2 separate regions of the Mus musculus genome follow, and region 2 is linked to region 1. Evidence: chromatin loops called from intact Hi-C (ENCODE). Cell type or tissue: heart. All regions are shown on one strand. Links, peaks and the distances in the headings refer to the core of each region. The heading gives the core; the rest is flanking DNA. Region 1 overlaps Srgn (serglycin). Region 2 overlaps Stox1 (storkhead box 1).

Region 1 (11,303 bases), core at 1,412-9,411:
ATCGGATCTCATTACAGATGTTTGTGAGTCACCCAGAGATTGCTGGGAATTGAGCTCTGGAAGAGCAAGTCGGTGCCCAGCCCCTTGAATTCATTATGAGCTGAGGGTGGCTTTGAACTTAAGTATGTGTGCTACCATGCCCACTTTGTGGAGTGCTGGGAACCAATCCTAGGTTTTGGTTGCATGCTACACCAGTTTACCAACTCAACCACAAGCCCAGCTCTCGCCTTATCTTTACAAAGATGTTTAAGGACTGGTGTGTCTGTAGTTTTCCTGTCTAAGTGATGAGATGCACCGGGATTTTAGCCTGTGATCTTAGGTTACTGCATTTACGTTCTGAGATTGCCGTAACAAAACACCATAGACCAGGTACTTAAACAACAGAAATATAGCCAGGTAGTGGTAGCACATGCCTTTAAGCCCAGCACTCAGGATGCAGAGGCTGGAGGATCTCTGAGTTCGAGGCTAGCCTGAGCTACAGAGTTAGTTCCAGAAAAACCAAGACTACACACAAAGAAACCTTGTCTCAAAAAAACCAACCACCAAACAGTAGTTTATTTTCCACACGCACATTGTACCAGAGTTTAAAACCCAATCCAAGATGCCTGGCCCCCGTGTGTTGGCAATGTTGGCTTCACTCTGACACCTTTCTCATCTATGGTGCCTGTGTCTTTTCACACAGCCCCCCTTCTCTATTCCCCATTATTCTCTCCTTAGAAGGACACTGTCCTGTTGGACATAGGCCACCCTAATGGTCCCATTTTGACCTCTTCAGTGACCATGTTTCCAATGTTGTCACATTGGAGGCACTTGTAGGTTAGTTCACGTGGGAAAAAAAATCTTTCTTATGTATAAATAATTCCCGTAACATACTTTATTTCTACAAATCCAGCTAAAACCACGATGTAAAATGGTATCCAGTACAAGGAAACATGTGCAATCTGCGAGTGGGTGATAACAGTGATGGCTAATCTACTTAATAGAGGCTCCCGGGGGACTGTCACCTAGGCGAGGCCCTTGGCTCCTACTTTGCATTACCTTTTTTACTTATCCTTCTTAATGCTCATAAAACACTTGGGAGGTGGGGCTCCCAAGGTGAGAGGATCAGAAGTGAAAGGCCATCCCCAGACAAATAGTGAGCCTTGGACTATCTGAGACCCTGTCTCAAACAAAGCAACATGTTCACAAAGAGACAAGATGAAAAAATGCATGAGCAGGTGTAGTCAAGGAGCCGAGGCTAGGCGCCCCCCCCCCCCCCCCGACAGGAACAATACCAGGTCCACTCATGAGCACAGCTGTTGGTAAAGTGATTTTGTAATCACTGCCCAATAACGACCCTCTCTCTGGCCCTGAGGAGGAATTTATGACGAGAACTGACCGGAACTGACAACCACTGTCTCACAGGCTCCTTACATCAGCCCCTTGCTAAATATGGGTGTGGTTTGCTCTAGGCCTGTGGGAGTGAGCTAATAAGTCATTCAGTTTGGAGGTCAGAAATAAGTTTCTAGACTGCTCAAGGGTCATTCAGGTTCTATTATTATTATATTATTATTTTATTTTATTTATGTGCAAAGGGATTTTGCCTGTATATATGTCTGTGTACAAGGTGCCGAGGGAGGCCAAAAGAGTGTGTCAGAGCCCTAAGAACTGGAGTTACAGATGGTTGTGAGCTGCCAAGTAAGTGCTGGGAATTGAACCCAGGTCTTCTGCAAGAGTAGCCAGTGCTCTTAACCACAGAGCCCCTGTCTCCAGCCCCTTTTTAATTTAAAACAAACAGACAGACAAATAGACAAACATGTTTTTTTTTTATTTTGTTTTTCCTCTGCAGCCTTTGCTATGTTTCCTGTAGAGGTGAGAATAAACCGAAAGTAAATTTGGAGTTTTTTATAGCCTGTCAGACCATGCCCCAGGGGGGAAGCTTGCCCATCCTGTGGCATTGATAGGCCAAAAGGAAGTAGCTCCAATATAGATAACAGCCGTTGCCTGAACGTTACTGTTTTGTTTTTTTAAAAAATACTTTTTTTATTTCATGTATATGAGTACACTATCACTGTCTTCAGACACACCAGAAGAGAGCATCGGATCTCCTTATAGATGGTTGTGAGCCACCATGTGGTTGCTGGGAATTCAACTCAGGACCTCTGGAAGAGCAATCAATGCTCTTATCCAGAGAGCCATCTCCGCCCCCCCCCACCTCCCCCTTTTTTTAGAAAAGTAAATCAGATTAGTCTCTTGGGGGGGGCATTTTTTTAAACTTCCCCTTTGACAGTTTCTACTTAAGTTTTTCTGCATCCATAGCAAGATTCCCAGGGAGGCCAGAAGATTAGGATATTAGTAAATTTCCACCTGGTAGGAGGTGTGGAAAGCCAAATATTGAGATAGAAGGCCTGTTTGGGAGAGTTGCTCTGCTTGTCTTCTTGTGAGGCAGAGCTAGTGAGTGTGTGAGTGTGTGCAGAGGGTATGGGGTGGCCGGAGTGCGGTGGAGGTGGGAGCGCACATACCTTTAGTTTCTGCATTTGGTGGGCAGAGGAAAGTAGATACTTATGATTTTTGAAGCCAGCCTGGCCTACATAGTGAGTTCCATACAGAGAGGCAGAGAGAGAGAGAGAGAGAGAGAGAGAGAGAGAGAGAGAGGAGAGATGAAGTTGGTGGGGAAGAAGCTGAGGAGAAACATGATCAAAATACATTGTAAGAAAACGATAAAAAAGAGTTAAGAACAATATTTTTTAAAATGGCTGGCAAGGCAGCCCAGTGAGTAAAGACCATGGCCACCATGTCTGATGACCTGATTTTGATCCCTGGGACATGGACACACACATATCAGTATAATAAAAACAGAACAAAACAAACCAAACAAACAATAGCGGTAATTATTAGAGGTTTATAGCACTTCAAGCAAGAGAAAGTCCAGATAGTCTCAGAGCTTCAAGGGTCAGAATTTCAGTCTTTTCACAGCCTTCCCACGCCCAAGCACAGCTATGTCAGGAATTCGCTATCTGTAACTGTGTTCTTTATTTTAATGTGCCATTAATTTAATTAGTGTAAAAACTGGGTGGGTTTCAGAATGGGACAACTTTTCCTTTCGATTGCTTTCTTTCTTGTTTTATTATTTGTTATCTTATGACCTTGGGTGTGTGCATATGTGGGTGAGCATGCACACCCACAGGGAGGCCACATGACCGCTTTCGGGACATCCTCAGGGACACTGTCCATCTCCTTTGAGACAGGTCTGTCATTTGCCTGGAACTCACAGGTTAGGTTAGACTGGCTGGCCAGAGAGCCCAGGCACTTCCCTGTTTCCACCCTCCCCGTTGCTGGGGTTAAAAGTGGATACAACCAGCCCTCCCGTTTGTAGGGTCTTGGATAAAAGTCAAGTGCTTGTGCATGGACAGCAAGCCCTTTAGTAACTGAGTCCTGTCCTTTTACGTATTTGTTTGTTTCTTGAGACGGAGCCACAGCGTGTATCCCTGGCTAACTTTGAACCTTCTATGTAGACTGGCCTGGCCTTGAATATGTGGCCACTCCACTCCACCTTGCCGATCTTCTCAAGTGCTGGGATCACAGACATTTGCAAGCAGCAGCTTTGATTTCTTTCTTTCTTTCTTTCTTCCTTCCTTTCTTTCTTTCTTTCTTTCTTTCTTTCTTTCTTTCTTTCTTTCTTTCTCAAGATTTATTTATTTATTTTATACATATGAGTACACTGTAGCTGTCTTCAGACACTCCAGAAGAAGGCATCGGATCCCATTATGGATGGTTGTGAGCCACTATGAGATTGCTGGGAATTGAACTCAGGACCTCTGGAAGACAGTCAGTGATCTTGACCGCTGAGCCATCTCTCCAGCTACCTGCTGATTTCTTATTGTTAGACAGGGTCTCACGATGCTCATGATGACCTTGAACTTGGTGTATAGATGAGAATGGCCTTGACCTTTTGATCCTCTTGCCTTTGTTTCCGGTGTATGACACCATATCTGCTTTGTGCAGAGCTGGGGGCAGGGGGAAGCCTAGGATTTAGTGCATATCAGAACTTTACCAACTGAGCTGCCTCCCCTGCCTTTCACTAGCTGTGAAGCCATTCTACTAAGAGTCAGTTTCTAAGCTATACAGCTCACTCTCCAACTCACAGGGCTGGGTTTTCCTATGGTCACAGATTGTGTAACCATCAGCGTTGGCTTTGGAGAAAAACTTTCCCACCTCCCAAATATGTTGAGTTTTGGAGGGGGTGGGGGGGAGTCCTTTCTATTTCAGAAATATATTTGCTTAATCTGCCAGAGTTACAGTTTTCGTTTCGTTTTCACTAGTGGGAAGATGCGGTCGTTGACTGGGGTGCCCCCTTGTATCGTGGGCCCGGGATGCCCCTCAGTGGTAGTGCCCTTGCAGAGGATGCCTGATGCTCTGGGTTTGATCTTGACCCTGAAGGGGAAATAACAACATTCAGTTAGCTCTTTGGAGAACTTTCCATCCAAGCACACATTTTTCTCAGGGCATCAGCCACTTGCAGAGGGCAGTGCCCTATCCTGTCCAGTAGCCAGCAGCCACATGTGACTACTGGGCACTTAAAATATTGATTGAGTCAGGTGGTGGCTCATGTCTTGAATCCCCAACACTTGAGAGGCAGAGGTAGGCAGATTTCTGTCAGGGCTCCACAGAGAAACCCTGTCTTGAGAAACCAAACAAAAAACAAAATCAAAAACAAAAACTAAGAAATACGATGAGTCGAGACTGACATGTGAGTTCAAAATAAGCACACTTTGGAAGAGTTGGGTTAAAACAGTATAAAATATCTCACTTGTAACTTTAATGTTAATTGTGTATTAAATGATGATGTTTTAATATGTTCAAGTACAATGCACTTATTCTTTTTACTTTTTTTTAACTTAAAAAAATACGGCTGCTAAAGAAAAAAAAAAAAAAAAAAAAAAAAAAAAGGAGGAAGGAAACACAATGCTGCAGAAACAGGCAACCGTAGATCGAGAAGACTATGATTTTATTGGACGAAGTTTCTCTCGACAGCTGATGTGGGAACATACCGCCCTCTGCTGGACAACAGGCTGCTCTACACCCCTCTAATTCTCACCACAATAGACTCAAAAGTCAAAGCTAGATGTCTTAGAATATCAAGTGGGGACAGTGCGGGGAGGGGGGCGGCTTTAAAATGCATTGAACATGGGCTGTGTGCAAAGTCTTGTGTTGACGGGCTTTCATCCCCCTTGAATCAAGAACTCGTTGCCATAGCGTTATTGACCATAACCAGAGAACCAGAGCGGTCCTAAGAGGTGACCCAGTCTCTCTCCAAGAGGTTTACTCTCAGAAAAAGGGCAGCGTTGTCCTCCTTAACAGGGAGACCAGCATTTGGAAAGCTGTGGCCACCATTCCGAGAACCTAGCTTTTTCTTTTTTAACATGATTTTATCCTTTTTAAAATTTAATTAATTAATTAATTAATTTTTGATTTTTTGAGACAGGTTTCTCTGTAAAGCCCCGGCTGTCCTGGAACTCACTTTGTAGACCAGGCTGGCCTCAAACTCAGAAATCCACCTGCCTCTGCCTCCCAAGTGCTTGGGATTAAAGGTGCGCCACCACACCCAGCTAATTTTATTTTATTTTTTTAATTTTTATTTTTTAATGGGTATGGTACTTTAGTCTGTGCATGCCTGGTGCCTGCAGAGACCACAGGAGGGAATCAGATCCCCAGTGGTATCCTAAGTTTGTCACAAAAATTAAATATGAAAAAGAAAAGAAAAAATTTTAAATAAGATAAAGATATATAAAGAGCCTCCTCCCTTGTACTGGGGAAAGGGGGGGAAGCTCTTTTCCCCATTCAAGGTTAACCTGGGCTACATAGCAAAACCCCATCTCATAACAGCAACAAGGAGAGTGTGGGGGATGAGTTGTCTCTATTAAAAAAAAGAAGAAAAGGCAGGCTTTGGGGCTCAGGTATTTCAATCCTGACTCCTCCATGAGCCTGTGTGTAATGTGGAGATAAAGATACAAATGTGACAATGGTTCTGGGCATGGAAGGGCACACTTGTGATACCAACACTGACAATAATGAGGCAGGAGGATCAGGAACTCCACGACTGTGGTGGCACAGGCCTTTAAGCCCAGCACTTGGGAGGCAGATCTCTGAGTTCCAAGTCAGCCTGATATACAGAGTAAGTAACAGTAACAGGGACAGCCGGGGCTACATAGTGAGACCCTGTCTCAAAAAAGAAAAAGAAAAAAAAAATTAAGATCTAAGAGGGCCTAGAATATGGCCCAAGTCTGTGTACAAAAAGTTAATAAATTAAAGAGTTACTACAATGCCTTGACATTATTTTAAGGTTTTATATGAATCTTCTTATTTAAATTTTTTCTTTTTTTTTGTATTTAATTTTTGTGACAAACTTAGGATACCACTGGCCTTTAAAGTGCAAGTTCAGAGGTCAAGGTTCCAGAACCTTCGGGGGCGGGGGGGGGGGGGGGAGGCCAGAGCTGAGCCTCCTCTCTCAGCCGCTCACTCCCAAAGTTATTCTATTTTAACCCTTTCCTTTTTATTTTTATTTTTTGTTTGTTTTATTTCTGGTGTGTGTGTGTGTGTGTGTGTGTGGGTGCCTGTATTTAGTGTGGTGTGCGTATGTGTGAGTGTGCCCAAATGCACGAGCATGGGTGTGTACGTGTGCCTAAGTCGGAGGACAATTTGTGGGACAACTTGTTAGTTCTCCCCTCCCCTCATGTGGATCCTGGGATTTGAACTCGGATCTTCGGGCTCAGCAGCAAACACCTCTACCCGCTGAACCACCTCACTGGCCCTATTGTACAGAGCCAGGTGCTATTGTGAAGAAGAACCATGAGAATGACAGTGTCTGTCACAGGCATTGTTGGACATAAAACCTGTGACCCTGGGCTGGCGAGATGGTTCAGTGGGTAAGAGCACTCACTGCTCTTCCGAAGATCCTGAGTTCAAATCCCAGCAACCACAAGGTGGCTCACAACCATCTGTAATGAAATCTGACGACTTCTTCTGGTGCGTCTAAGACAGCTACAATGTACTTGCTTAAAATAATAAATAATATTTGGGCCTGGGCGAGCAGGGCCGACCAGAGCGAGCTGGGTTGACCGGGAAGAGCAGAGGTCCTAAATCAATACCCAACAACCACATGATGGCTCACAACCATCTGTACAGCTACAGTGTACCCATATACATAAAATAAATTAATCAAAAAAAAACCTGCCGTGGTGGCGCACACCTTTAATCCCAGCACTCAGGACGTAGAGGCAGGCGGATTTCTGAGTTCAAAGCCATCTTGGTCTACAAAGTGAGTTCCAGGACAGCCAGGGCTACACAGAGAAACCCTGTCTCGAAAAACCACAAAAAAACCCAAAAACCAAAAAAACCAACCAAACAACAACAACAAAACCCCTGCGACCTGCCAAATGTACAATCCATGTAATTACCTTGTTAGAGACAGTGTAACCAATTCTAAGGAAGCCGACTGAAAGATGTTTATCACCCACGTGGGTTCCTTGTTCGCACAGGTTATCCTGCTCGGAGAGCCAGGTACCAGTGGGTCCGCTGCAAACCGAATGGCTTTTTTGCGAACTGCATCGAGGAGAAGGGACCACAGTTTGACCTAATAGATGAATCCAATAACATCGGCCCTCCCATGAATAATCCTGTTTTGTAAGTAGACTTTCATTCGATCTCACAGGAGCGCCTGAGTGTTTCATTTCAGGTTCTTGCTGTGGTAAAAACTACTCCACAGAGAGCAAAAGTGGGCCATGTGTGCTGAAGCAAGAGATGTGCCAATGAACATGGACTCATCCATGTTTTTATAAGGGTTTCTTGTGGGCAGCAGCGATAAGCCTTGGAAAGTATTTGCCCCAACATATGTTGGAAAGGATTGAATATAATTTTCTTTAGGCAAATAAAGTGTTTATATATTAAAATTGAGTTGAGTTAGATTTTTTTATTTTTTATTTTATTATTTATTTATTTGTTTTTGAGAAAGGATTTTTACTATGGTTTTTTACTATACTAGGCTATGCTAGCCTAGAACTTGCTATGTAGACCAGGCTAGACTTGAACTCACAGAGATCAGCTTACCTCTGGGATTAAAGGTGTGTGCTACCACAGCACCACAGCTGTTTCTTGTGGGGTTTTTTTGGAGGGTTTTTTTTTTTTTTTGTGCTTCATTGGAACACATTTATTAAATACTGAAATGGACCCTTTGACTTTGCTTCATCTGTTCTATTTGTCATTACTGTTTACTGGTTTTACTTTGTGAACAACTTGCCACTCAATGTGTTCTGGAAAAGCAGTGTGTCTTACTTAGGGTTTCACTGCTGAGAACAGACACCATGACCAAGGCAACTCTTTTATTTTAATTTTTTAAAAAGATTTATTTATTATTATATCTAAGTATACTGTAGATACACTGTAGCTGTCTTCAGAGACACCAAAAGAGGGCATCAGATCTCATTACAATGGTTGTGAGCCATCATGTGGTTGCTGGGATTTGAACTCACGACCTTCGGAAGAGCAGTCAGTGCTCTTAACTGCTGAGCCATCTCTCCAGCCCCAACCAAGGCAACTCTTATAGGGACAACATTTAATTGGGTCTGGCTTACAGGTTCGGAGGTTCAGTCCATTATCATCAAGGTGGGAGCATGGCAGCATCCAGGCAGGCATGGTGCAGGAGGAGCTGAGAGTTCTACATCTACATCTGAAGGCTGCTAGCAGTCTGACATCTTTAGGCAGCTAGCTCTCTAAGCCCATCCCCACAGTGACACCCTTGTTCAACAAGGCCACACCTCTTGATAGTGCCACTCCTTGGGCCAAGCATATACAACCACCACACAATGATATACAAACAGATACTGTTAGGACCCAAAGTCAGCTAGGCATGGTGACACACTCCTCTAAATGGAGAAACCAAGGCGGTTGGGAGTTCAAGTCCAGGCTCGGCTACATAGCTTGCCTCAAGTCACCTTGTACTATCCAAAAGAAGCAAACTTTGGTTTCTCACTTGGGCAAGCATATTCACGCGCATGAACACATCTCAGGGTATGTGTGGAGGTTGGAGGACCGCTCACGGGAATAAGTTGTTGCCTGGGGGCTTGAACTTAAGTCAAGGCTTGGCAGCAGGCACGTTTGTGATGAGCCGTCTTGTTGGCTAGTGAGGGAAGATGCCTGTTGGTCCTCTTTGCTATCTCTTGTTGATTTCACTTCTCTACTATGCCATGTTTAAGAAGTTTCCTTGTGTTAAATTGTTCAGTTTTCCCGTACCCTGTACCCACCCCCTTGTCTCAGACTTCCTTTCTCCAGGTCCCTCTCTGGGTCTGGCATCTCCCATCAGTATGCAGATATATTCTACAGCTTCTTGACATGGAAGAGACTCCCTCCCTCGACTCTGAACACCTATAGCTATTTCTCCACTCTGCTCTTTATTGAATCAGATTGATTTTTTGTTTGTTTGTTTGAGAACAGAGTCTCATCTCACTATATAGCCCTCCTGGTTGTCCTGGCCTTGAACTCAGAGATCTACCTGCCTCGGCCTCTTAAATGCTGGGAGTAAAGGCATGTGCCACCATACTTGGCACTTTAGCACCTCATAGAAGGGATGCTTATGGTTGTTTTAGCCCCACTTCCAACCCCCAACCCCAAGCCTCAGCCTCCAACCCCCCACCCCCCGCTCATCAACACACACAGTTGGATTTCTGCTCCAGCCTTCAATCCTGAGTGTGTCTGCCTGGTGATCGACACATCTATTGATTGAATCTCTATTTTTAGGCTTCTTGACCCCTTTCCTGCCTTTCAAAATGACTGACCCACCGCTTCCTTTGAAACAGTTCCTTCTGTGGCTTCCTGCCATCCATCCACCTTACCCAGGTTGTTTCCATAGCTGCTTTCCCTTTTGATCCGTGTAGATGCTGAGTCCCAAACCCAGCTCCCCTGTGAGAGTAGCAATGGCTCTGAACCCCAGAGTTGTCTCTTCAGTCCTGCCTCTTTGTTTTGAAGTGCTGAAGCAGATTTTAGCTCTTCGAATTTGAACAACTGGGTGCCTGAATTTATTTCCATGTTGCCCCCCACTCCCCCGTCCCCTAACCCACCCCACCCCACCCCACCCCACCTCCGCCACTTTTTGTTTTCTTTTTTGAGAAAGGGCTCAGTAGCCCGTGCTGGCTGCAGTTCACTATGGATCCAAGTATGACTCTAAGTTCTTACCCTACCACCACTACTACCCAAAAGCTGCAATACTTTGTGTGTACTCCACACCTAGTGTATTTCTTTATATTAAAATATTGAAATTACATTATAAGTAGAACTTTATAATTTTTTTCTTTGTATTTTAGGATGGAAGGACCCTCAAAAGATTTCATCTCCAATTATGATGACTATGGGTCAGGTTCGGGCTCCGGCTCTGGCTCCGGCTCTGGCTCGGGTTCCGGCTCCGGAAGTGGCTTCCTAGGTGACATGGAATGGGAATACCAGCCAACAGATGAAAGCAATATTGTCTATTTCAACTATAAGCCTTTTGACAGGATTCTCACTGAGCAAAACCAAGACCAACCAGAAGACGATTTTATTATATGAATGTGACGGTCTCTGTCTCCCCACCTCCATGTGGAACAATGTATTCAGTATACTTAGTGTACCACGTTTAAATGACCAGTCTCAGGATAAAGAGTTTTACAGAAAATTTAAAATGCCTGGAAAAGACTCTTGAATCCTGTTACCCCTTTCCTCATTAACTCGTAAGGAATTATGCTTTAATGCTGTTACCTATCTTGTTGTTCTGGAAAATGCCTGCATTTATGTGTATTGAATCAACATTTAAGAAATTAACACACACCCCCATTATTATACAATAACTTTCAAAGCCATACTGGTTTTGAAAATTTTAATTTGATAGCAAGTTGATGAACAATCTTTCATACCTAAAGTGTTCAGGAACCCAACTCGCATTGTGAATTACAAATATATTCCTTTATGTGATTAAAAAGAAAATAAAGTGAAACACAGTGGCCTCCTACCGTGGCTATGTGACATGGTTTACATGGTGAGGGGTAGATATTGAGCTGTGGCCATTGGATGTGACAGGGAAGACCAAATGTTATCGAAAAATGTTGTGGGTTTTTTGTTTGTTTGTTTGTTTGTTTTTTGTTGTTGTTTTTGAGACAGGGTTTCCAGGACAGGTTGTCCTGTAACTCACTCTGTAGACCAGGATGGCTAGATTCAGAAATCCTCATGCTTCTGCCTCCCAAGTGCTGGGATTAAAGGCATGCGCCACCCCCCACCCCACCCCCGGGGTTGTTGTGGGT
Region 2 (11,303 bases), core at 1,020-9,019, 160 kb before region 1:
TTGTCCAGTGGACTGTCAACAGCCTGGTGCGGCTGTCAATGTCTCCACCCCGATGTCGGAAACACACCAAAAACGATTAGTTTTTGTTGTGGTTGTAACTCACTTGTTGGGGCGCAGTCTTAAGCATGAGAAACTTAGAGATGACAACTTTTAGAGTTGTAGTTTCAAAGGGTTGGACACTCACAGTGAAAGGGGATTCTTAGAGAAATTAAAGAAATTCCAAGTGTTCTCTGGGGTGTCTCTCATGTAAATTCATATAAAATCATATATGGATTTTTTAAAAAGAATTCATCTCATTTATATGAGTACACTGCTGCTGTCCTCAGGACCCCTAGAAGAGGGCATCAGATTCCTTTACAGATGGTTGTGAACCACCATGTGGTTGCTGGGATTTGAACTCAGGACCTCTGGAAGAGCAGTCAGTGCTCTTAACCTCTGAGTCATCTCTCCAGCCCCCTTATACGTGGATTTTAAAGAGGAAATTACTTGTAACTAGTGGTAGGGTTTTTTTGTTTTGTTTGTTTTGTTTTGTTTTGTTTTGCTGTTTTCATTATGTTAGAAAAGGTTTCATGTAGCCCATGCTGGTCTCAAGTTTACTATGTAGCAGAAGATGACCTTGAATTTATGACCCTCCTGCAGCCTCCACTCCTGACTTCTGGGATTATAGGGTGGTAGTAGATTAGTGATTAGTTTATTACTGTGTGTGAGGTACCTTGAGTTGAACCTAAGGCCTCACGTTAAGAGGATGAACACACAGGTAAGTGCCCTACCATTAAGCTGTATCTATTTTTTCATCTTTCAGCCTGAGTCTCAAGTAGCCCAGGCTGGCTTCAAACTCACTATGTAGGCAAGGACGACCTTGAACTTCTGATTCTCCACTGTCTGTCTCAAGTGCTAGGGTTACAGGTGTGTGCCACCATGCTCTCAATACCCTGTTGGTGTCTTGTGAATGCTAAGCAAGCCCTTTTACAAACTTTTACAATGCTCTTTTTACAAGCCCACCTCTGACTTTTATCATCAATTGCTCTCTTCCAAGCACCAAACTCCATATCCACCAATAATTGCTCATTCCCCTGCCTGAGAGATTGTCTGTAGACTGTGGCAAGCCTGGCTTATCTGCACCCGTGCTGCCAATGGTGCTGTACTCTGAACCAGGGCTTCCCAGCTGATAAGGAAGTCTGCTTTTAAAGGTGAACTGCAGGATAGCAATGTCTGACCTCCGACGTGCTAGCACATCACGGAGAGACTAGGATGTAAACCTTTTGTCTTCTTACAGTTTCTTCCATCGAGCATGCTAGGTTAGTGGAGTCTGAGCAGATCCTGTCAGTCCTTTAAGCTGTTCTCAGCTCACTCATCCTGAATGGTTGATGCTAAGGCAAACTCATCACCTACTCTCTATTTGACCTCCAATTCAGGTGATGTCTTCCCAGTGCAAATGAGTCCCATAGCCCAGTGCCGGTTTGTGCCCTTGGCTGAAGTTCTCTGCTGTGCTATAGCTGATATGAACGCGGCTCAGGTGATGGTAACACAACAGTCCCTCTTGGAGCACTTGATCAAACATTACCCAGGTAAGCAATTTCCGCCCTTGGTGTTCATCCGAATGTGTTTGGTTTCCATTTATAAACAATCTTAAACATAGAAAGAGCATGGTGTCTTTTTTTCCTCACTGTAGAATCTTCTGTTATAATACCATGAGTTACCCAGCTCAATGGCACAGGTATGCAGTCTCAAGCTACTTGCTGGGCTGAGCAGGACTGCAAGTTCAAGGCCAGCCTTGGCAGCTTGACCCTGTCTCAAGTGTAATAGTGGGGTTAGGGATATCGCTGTGATAGAATGTTTGCCTACCATACACAAAGCCTTGGCCTCCACCACCAGTACAGGGAAAAAAATTAAAAAGAATATAGTTAGAAAAGCCCTACCTCAACACTTTAAAAACTATGTGTTGTGTGTCTGTGTCTCTGTGTGTGTGTGATGGCTCATGCATGCCGTGGAGGTACACCTGTGGAGGGTCAGAGGACAATTCGCAGCAAGAGTCTCTTACCATGTGGATCTCAGGAATTGAACTCAGGTCTTCAGGCTTAGCAGTAGGTACCTTGCTTGGTCTACTGAGCCATCTTAGCAGCCCAGCACTGGTACTTCCTAAAGGTATTTCTCCTACTTTCTGGATGGTTCTTTTCATATGTAAATGCATGTTATAATCAGACTCTGTAGTGTTTGCAGCTCTTAGCTCTGCCCTCACAAACCGAATTTCACTGTGGGGGTTTAGTTTACCCTTTAGGCTGTAAGGGATCAGTCTGTATATTATTTCTATGACTCTCATTGACTTTTATCTCCCTGTTTGTTCATCAGGAATGCTTCCTCCAGGGGTAGGTCTTTGTTGTTTTTGGTTTTTGTCCTGCTTTGTTTTTTGTTTTTAGTGTTGAGGGTGGAACCCAAGGCTTCCACTAGGCACTGCTTTCCTGCTATGTCTTCAAATTTTTAAAGTTGCTTTCTATCCAGTGATACTCAGGCTTCTGTTTCTGTCCTTAGCCACTAGCCTAGCATGTGTCTTTATGGGGACCAACTTATATATAGTTTGTAGTTAATTACACATATTATTCCTTGGCTTGTTTGGTTTTGCTTAAGATAGCTCACTGCAGCTCAGGCTGGCCCAGTTCTCAAGGTGGCCTTGAAATGTTGACAACTCTCCTGTGTCCACCTCTCCAGAGCTGGCATTACAGATATGAGTCACTTTACTCAACTCTTTCTAACTAAGATAGAAGTGTGTGTGTGTGTGTGTGTGTGTGTGTGTGTGTGTGTGTTCAGGCATGTACGTGTTGCAGCAGCTCACATGCAGAGATCAGAGGACAACTCTTGGGAGTTGTGATCTCCTGACACTTTGTAAGACTGAGCATCCAACTCAGGTTGTCAGGCCTGCATACATGACCTGTTAGTCAGCACCATTACCTTATGAGCCGTCTGACCAGCCAGCATTTTAATTGCTGGTTTTGCATAAATAGGCTCCAAGTTTGTTAATCAAATATGTGCTCATTCTGAATTCCTGATTTTCCTTTTTTTTTTAAGGTATTGCTGTTCCCTCCCCAGACATTCTCTACAGCACACTGGGAGCTCTAATTCAAGAGAGGAAGATTTACCACACTGGAGAAGGCTACTTCATAGTTACCCCAAGCACATACTTCATCACAAATACGCCAATGCAGGGAAATAAAAGTGCTCTCCTGTCAAACGAAGGGTGCTCAGGGCCCACTTCTGGAACCTATCTGGTAAGTGTGGATTGCTGTGCAGAGCCGACCCAGGAGAATGAGGCTCTCTTTTCCCACTGTCCTTCATGTCAGTGCTACCCTGATACAAGCATGTGCGACTCTAAGGACCTCCTGACTGCTGCAGAAGTGACTAGAAAAAGCCAGGAAGGTCTTGAGGAGACCACAGCTTTGACCGAGAATCAGGTAGTTTCAGCCTCTGAAGATACCCACATCTGTGTGAACCCCAAACCATTACCATACACCAAAGACAAAGGCAAAAGATTTGGTTTTGGTTTCTTGTGGCGCAGCTTATCTAGAAAAGAGAAGCCCAAAGCCGAGTACCACAGTTTCTCAGCACAGTTCCCACCCGAAGAGTGGCCTGTCCGAGATGAGGACAGTTCCACCAAAATCCCCCGAGATGTGGAACATGCGCTAATCAAAAGAATTAACCCTGTACTGACTGTTGACAACTTAACCAAGCACACTGCCCTAATGCAAAAATATGAAGAACAGAAAAAATATAACAGCCAGGGCACGTCAATGGATATACTGACAACCAGGCATAAAGATTCCTCTAAAGAGGTAATTGGGAAAAGGCAGGGCCAATTCGCCAAGTCCCGCAGGCGGGGCAGTTCTCATAAGGGTAGACACAAAGCACGGAGCCAGGGGAGTGAGCTTGAGCCAGGAAATCCTGGACAGGAAAAGGAAAAGCAGCCCAAGGTCCCTGCAGCCCAGCCCGCGCCCCGCACGAAAAGCCCCAGTGAGCAAGTTCATCACTTGCAAGGCAGGAATCCAGCTGTGCTAGGCTCCCACTTGATATATAAAAAGCAGATCAATAATCCGTTCCAGGGCATGCATCTCCGAAAGCACTCAGTATCCAAAGGGCACGCCGTTCAGAAGACCCATGGTCTGAAACCTACTTGCGTCGGGCCAGAGGAAAAGCCTTTCTGGAGCGCAGGCTCTTCAGATCCTTCCGGAGTCTTTGATGGTGAAGCCCAACCGCCGTATCCGGAACAATGCCGTGATAAACTAGAAGCAGGAAGCACGCAGGTGGCGAAGGCTCCTGTCCACCCAGTCAGCGACGATTTCAGAGGTGGCCCAGGAAATTATCCTCCACGTAGAGTTTTGCCAGGCCCCTCTCGGTGCTGTTCCTTTAGGGAAAGTATGCTGCGACCTGGTGTGTATCACGAGGAAAACAAGGACCTCCCTGAGGTCTTGCGGAAAAGTTGGTCCACCTGTGACATGTTCTTGGGGACCAAGGAAAAGAAGCAGGCCCTGCCCGCACAACGTTGCTCTTTGGATCCAGACTCCTCCTCTGTGCACGCAGAGGATAAGACAGTGGATAAGATACTCCACCAGTTCCAAAACCTCGGCCTCTTAGATTGCCCAGCTGGTGCAAATCGTTTGAGGACTCATGAAAGACAAGATGGCAACTCAGAAGAACTAAGTAGAAAGGCATTACAAATCCCTGAGGCGGAGATTGTGAATATGGAGAACGAAGGGCTTTCTGACAGTGAGCAGGACCAGGTGGCTTTGAGTCACAGTGACCCTGGGGCTGGGGATGACGGGGGCTGCAGTTCTCTGTGTTTAGAGGACGATGACTTCTCTGAGACAGATGATTTCTGTCCCTCGTTGCCGGGACACACTCAGCACTCCTTTGCAGGTGGAGGCACGTGGAATCATTTGGGAACACCAGCCATGACAGGGAAGTCTCTGACCGACTGTAATAGCAAAGCCCATAGGCTTGAGCTTCTGGCCATTGAAAGGAATCCTTGGTACAAGGCCACGGGGTTGTTTTCAAACGCAGGGGAAAGCCCAAACCCTGATCTCTCTGACAACCCTGGTCAAAATTCAAGGATCCCATGGGGTTTCAACTACGAAGGCGAGCCCACTGTTGCCCATGTCCAGACCCCAGCAGCTGCTGCTGGCAGAAGTTTACTTGCGTGTTCTACTGTAAGGACAACCAGTTTCCCAGTTGAGATCCTGCAAGAGTCTCCTGGTGATAGGGGAAAGAGTCCAATTGTCTGGAGACAGAGCCTTCCAAGTCAGGAAATGAAAGAGCATTTCACAGACAAGTTACAACTTGTCAAGACCTCACATGGGCCAGTGTCAGCCCAGGAGCCACAGGGAGAACACCTTGAAGGGACAGAGAATTACAGCATGACGGGAGACAGTGGGATCGATTCCCCCAGGTAAGGGTGCAGAGGGAGTGCTATGTTAGCTACTCCTGCAGGAGTTCATGTGGAGCCGCCTGTGAGGGACTCCAGAGAGAAAAGTCTAACAATTCCAACAGCCCTGGGGGAATAAATCCTATCAAATTATGTGGTTGCTTATGGTAGGACAGAGGTCACTTTTTAAAAAATATTTTTATTCTTTGAGAATTTCAGACATTTTATTTAGTATATATGTATACTTTATATATATATACATATATATACACTAAGGATTTATTTGTATGGGTGTGGTGTTTTGCCTGGGCGAGCCGCTAGGGAATTGAACGTGAACAGTCTCATCACATGCCTGCTGGAGGGCTTCAAAGCAGCATTAGAGTTTCACAATTGGAAGCCGTCAGGATGAACTTTGTGAAAAGCGACCTTACAAGGGTTGCCAGACTGCCCGTTGGGATTCAAATGGGAGGTCAGAACCAAAGTCTTTTCGACAAAGTGCGGCGACTCTATACCAACCCGTCTAGACGGACTGGCTGTCTTCCTTCCCAAGCCACAGATCATTCCAGCATGGGAGGAAGGCCCTCCCTCCCTCCCTCCCTTCCTTCCGACCCATTTTTACTCTTCCACCATACACTCAGTAAAATAAATGAAAAAAAAAAAAACAACAAATAAAGGCATGGGCCACCATGGCTCAGCATAAATACAAGTATTCTAACAAGAATACTTGGGGGCAGGGGAACTGGAGACACGGCTTAGTAGATAATACTGGCTGCTCTTCCAGAGGCCTCAGGTTCAATTCCCACCAACTACCTACCTGATAGCTTCCAACTATCTATAATTGTCCCCCCTGCCCCCAGGATCTCATGCCCTCCTTTGGAGTGCAAATGTACATGCAGACAAAACACCCACCCCACTGACAGAAGTCAATCTTTTAACCAGAAGTCATTCACAGCCCTGTGTCCTCTTTCCACCCAGTTTATCATGGCTTATCCTGCAGCTGCTATCACAGCTATTTTTGAAGTTTGGTTTTTGTTTTGTCAGATTTTTAATTAATTAATTTATTGCTTATGTGTGCAAGACATATCTATGTGCATGACCTTTGGAGGTCAAAAGGGCGGCTTTGGGTCTCCTGGGTCTGATGATACAGGCGATAGAGCCACTCAGTAAGTGTGTTTGGAAAAGAGCTCTCACCTGGACCACAGCAGCCTGAGCACTGAGCTGCTGAGCCCACTCTCCAGATTCTGCTGTTTGTTTTTGAGACAAGGTCTTACTGTGTAGACCGGACTAGCCTCCAACTTGTGACTTTGTTGCTTTCCTCTTCCAAGGTTTTTGTGGGGGGCGGTCAGGGGGGGTGCTGTTTAGATTTTTAAAAGAGACTCTTCTTTGTACTCCTACTGCCTTGAACTCCAGATCCTTCTACGCAGCTCAGAGTGTGATGGCTAACATTATCCCCGGGGAGACATTAGCTAGGGGAGGTGAACTGAGATAGGAAAGCCTATCCCAACTGTGTTGGCAGCAGGGCAGCATCATTTAAAAAAAAAAAGAGAGAGAAAGTTAGCTGAGCACTGCACTTCCCGACCGTTACCGGGTACAGTGTCAGCGGCCGCCTCAAGCTCTTGCTTCAGTTCAGGGATGCCCTCCTCCACTTGATGTCTGTGCCTTTGACCTCTGACCCAGTCCCCTAAGTTGTTTTCGTTTTTTTGTTATTTTGTTACACTCACACATGAGTGACTATCACCTCCCCTCAGTAACTACCATTCCCCCCTCAGTAACTACCACGCCCCTCAGTAACTACCACGCCCCCTCAGTAACTACCACGCCCCCCTCAGTAACTACCACGCCCCTCAGTAACTACCACGCCCCCTCTAACTACCACGCCCTCCCTCAGTAACTACCACCCCCCCCCCATAACTACCTCAGCGCTGAGATTTTTTTAGCTTGAACCAGAGCAGCACCTGGCTATCTCGAAGCTTTTCATTTTATTTGCTTGCTTGCTTATTTATTTATTTATTTATTTATTGAGACAGGGTTTCACTCTGCAGCTCAGTCTGTTCTGGAACTCACTCTGTAGATCAGGCTGGCCTCGAACTCAGAGATCCTCCTTTTTCTGCCTCCAGTGTGCTGGGATTAAAGATGTGAGCCACCACATCGAGCTACTTTTATTTTTTAAGAAGAGTTTTTCTTTTTCTAGTTTCTTCTTTTTTAATTAAGGAGAAAATTATACATATGGATGCTTTGTTGCATATATGTCTGTGTACCACAATGTGTGCCTGGTGCCCAAAGAGGCCACAAGGGACTATCATCAGATCCCCTTAAGTTTTAAACGTTTGCAAGCTATGCTGTGGATGCTGGAACCAAAATCAGGTCCTCTGCAAGAGGAGGTAGTGCTTGTTTGTTTGTTTATGTTTTTGGTTTTTTCAAGACAGGGTTTCTCTGTGCATCCCTGGATGCCCTGGAGCTCACGCTGTAGACCATGCTGCCTTCGAACTTGGAGATCTGCCTGCCTAAGCCAGCACCACCCAGATGGAGCCAGTGTTCTTAGCAGCTGATCCATCTATCATTGGTTCTCAATGTGTGGGTCGAGACTCCTTTGGGGGCAGGGGTTGTCAAACAACTCTTTCGAAGGGGTTGCCTAAGACTGCCGGAAAGCACAGATATTTACATTGTGATTCATAACAGTAGCAAAGTTACAGTTATGTGAAGCAGCAAAAATAATCGTATGGTTGGGGGTCAACACAAACATGAGGAACTGTATCAGAGGGTCACAGCATTAGGAAGGTTGAGGGCCGCTGCTCTGTCTGATTCCATAGAGAAGAGTGTGAGAGTGTGTGTCGACACGTGTGTGTCCAGTGTTCACGTGGAAATAAGAGAACTACTTTTGGGGAGTCACATTCTCTCCTTCCACTATGAGGTAGGGTCCCCTTCTCTGAGTTCCCAAGCTTCTGGCCACTTCTCCTGTCCCTATCTCCCATCTTACCCCAGGACTGTTGCTGCACACACAGCCTCTGGAGAGCCTCGGGCTTTTTTTATGTGGATTCTGGATATCAAACTCAGATCCTTATTGCATAGCACACGCTTTTAAATGCTATGCTCTCTTGTTGGCCCAGCTTCTTGTTTAAGGTTTATATATTTTTAAAGAATTTTAATTATGTATATTATGTGTGTGTCTGTGGGTATATGGGCACGTGAGTGCAGGTGTTCTCAGAGACCAGAGGCCTCAGATCCACTGGAGAGGAAGTTACAGGTATTTGTGAGCTGCCTGACAGAGCTACTCGGAATTGAACTCAGGTCCTCTTGAAAGAGAAGAGAGCTGTTTCTTCAGACCCAAGTTTGATACTTTTTTTTAAAAATGATTGAGAGGCTTATAGTTATTACAGATATTTAGGGGAAGGGAAACAGCATTTGAACTTCAACTCTATCCTGTGCTTCTGATGGTTAGCAAGCATCCCGGCCAGATGAGCGGGACGTGGTGGGTACCCCATTTGAAGATAACTTCAGACAAAATGAACACAGTCGAGCTGAACTGAAGAACACACGATTCTGCATTCTTCACAACTGTCAAAGATGTGTGGGATTCAGAGTGAGGGGGGAGCTAGGGAGGTACTCGAGGGCAGAGTGCTTGCCCAGTGCTTGCCTGAGGCCCTGAGTTCAATCCCTAGCACCACAAAAGCAAACATCAAACCCCAAACCAGCCGGCAAAATACCGGTGCAGCCGACAGTGTAGCTTACCGGTCCGGTATAGGCTTAAGAAATGCACTGGAGCAAGACAAATGTGCTTAGGGTGTAGCTCAGAGTTCCCAGGACAAGGCCATTATCAGTATAAAAAGTAAGAAAAATTGACTTTCCCGTCCAGTGACTTCAAAAAGGAAGTTATACAACATATAAATACTGGAGGCTGGAGAGATGGCTCAGCGGTTAAGAGCACTGACTGCTCTTCCAAGGGTCTTGAGTTCAGTGCCCAGCAACCACATGGTGGCTCACAGCCATCTGTAATGGGATCTGATGCCCTCTTCTGGTGTGTCTGAAGACACCTACGTTGTTCTTTCTCATAAACATGAAATAAATCAATAATTTTAAAAAAAGGTATGGATACTGATTCCATTAGGGAGCTGGCCGCTTCTGGCTGGATGCACTGACACTAACATCCTAATGGTACTGGGAGGCTTTTTACATGAGAATGTGTTTCTGAAGGGTTGCTTTAGGTTTGTTAAGGTCTTACTTCTAGTATAGCAAATGAAAACACAGCACCCTGAGTGGCATTCAGGGCCCTCCTTTTGAAGACAATAATCCTGTCCTTTTCATTATCTTTAGGACGCAGAGCCTGGTATCTACTAATTCCGCCATTTTGGATGGATTTAAAAGAAGACAGCATTTTCTGCCAAACCGTGAAGGTGTTCAGAAGAGCCAAAACCTTGCATCGAATTCCTTGTTTCAACTAACCCCAGCTATAAATGTCTAACTTAATTTTTTTTTAAATTTTTTTTGATATGTGGTCTTACACTGTAGTTCAGGCTGGCCCGTGACTCAACAGCAATCCCCTGCCTTTGCCTCTGGAGTGCTAGGATTACAGGCCATAAAGCCACCATGGCAGGATTAAAATTTTAACTGACTTTGGAGAACTCTTGTAGAAACTGGATAAGTGAAAGTCCTTGGAAGCTGTACATATATGCTATTATTAACCTCGTCATATTGTATTCTAATTACTCTTCCCCCCTTTTACGATTTTAAAGCAATTTCTAGTGCCTTTTACTAGAAACTTGTAGTTTCCAATAAAAACCATGAGGGCTGGAGAGATGACTCAGTGGTTAAGAGCACTGCCTGCACTTCCAAAGGTCCTGAGTTCAATTCCCAGCAACCTGATACCCTCTTCTGGGCAGATAGAACACTCATATACATAAAATAAATAAATCTTAAAACACACACAAGAAACATGAAATTGTTGCTCCTTTTCTAATTGTCACTAACTTCAAATTCCCTTCATCAGTTTCTCCAATGCATAAAATGCTGATTTCCTACCCACTAGCTATTCTCATTAATCCACAGGAATATCAAGTTCTCAGGTTAAGGATTCCACACAAGACCCAGAAAACAAGCATGTGTTTTGTTTTTTTGTTTGTTTGTTTGTTTGTTTGGAGCCAGGATTTCTCTGTGTAATCCTGGCTCTCACTCTGTAGTCCAGGCTGGCCTCGAACTCAGAGATCCGCTTGCCTCTGCCTCCCAAGTGCTGGGATTAAAGGCGTGCGCCACCACTGCCCGGCCCAAGCATGTGTTTTAAGGGCTTGAAAGTATTATCAGAAAGAATTGCTAGGCTGTCTTGCCTACTCTCCAGAAGAACCCCCTTCCCCTGGTTGGTTAGAGTCCAGCATCTTTTTCAACCAACCCCAGGCATAAACAAAGGGCCCCATGTGGGGTTGACTAAGGAAAGTCTTGTGTCCATAGACTTGTGGTTCCTCCTTGCATGCAAGTTCTCTACAGTAGCACGAGGACCTTGGGTGCAGTGACTACAAACAGCTGCCATCTTGGAAATGTATGGAGCTCGTTGCTTGTATGTGTCCCTTTTTAGAAACATTCAAGACAATTTTCTGTAAAGTGCTCCTGGCCAGCCCTCCGCCCAGTTCCCAGCCCAGCCCCTTCAAAGGTTTCCTTTTAACCCTTCCTCCCTCAGTTCCTCAACTGTCTGCTTCAACAGTCCCTTCTCCCAGTTTCCCCAATCCTAGAAGCTCCATACTGTAACAACCGTTCTAGCCTGTCAGCTCTCTCCGCTCAGCTTTGCCTAAGTTAAACCCTCTCGCTCTGCTAACCCACACCTCACCTTTTCCGCCTCTGCTGGCTTTTTTTTTTTTTTTTTTTTTAAATAACCTATCCTGTTCCCAGAAATCCAAGAGGCAACCAA

Evidence for each region. A loop is a pair of places that touch in the nucleus more often than their neighbours do. Peaks named below come from ENCODE experiments on the same cell type or tissue, not always from the same donor. Only the 100,000 strongest peaks of a DNase experiment are listed, where the experiment ranks them.
Region 2: a loop joins it to region 1, with 2.1 times the contacts of the local background. A loop is called at or near these places in 1 of 42 quality-filtered maps.

Annotation. Positions count from the first base shown.
Region 1 is chr10:62,494,138-62,505,440 of GRCm38, reverse strand. Srgn (serglycin) reads left to right here. Exons shown (of 3, transcript NM_011157.3): 2 at 7,518-7,662; 3 at 10,335-11,303. The coding sequence ends at 10,575. Among named protein-coding and RNA genes, the nearest start is that of Srgn, 8.0 kb to the left of the region's middle. In heart, for the core only: a CTCF peak has its summit at 5,049 (motif pointing left); DNase peaks (open chromatin) are centred at 1,900 and 5,110.
Region 2 is chr10:62,658,086-62,669,388 of GRCm38, reverse strand. It overlaps Stox1 (storkhead box 1), which reads left to right. Exons shown (of 4, transcript NM_001033260.2): 2 at 1,416-1,568; 3 at 3,064-5,434; 4 at 9,722-10,346. The coding sequence ends at 9,869. It also overlaps a transcript of Ddx50 not described here and the pseudogene Gm51417. Among named protein-coding and RNA genes, the nearest start is that of Ddx50, 13 kb to the right of the region's middle. In heart, for the core only: a CTCF peak has its summit at 5,709; DNase peaks (open chromatin) are centred at 3,938, 4,228 and 5,018; H3K4me3 peaks cover 802 bases; H3K27ac peaks cover 1,176 bases.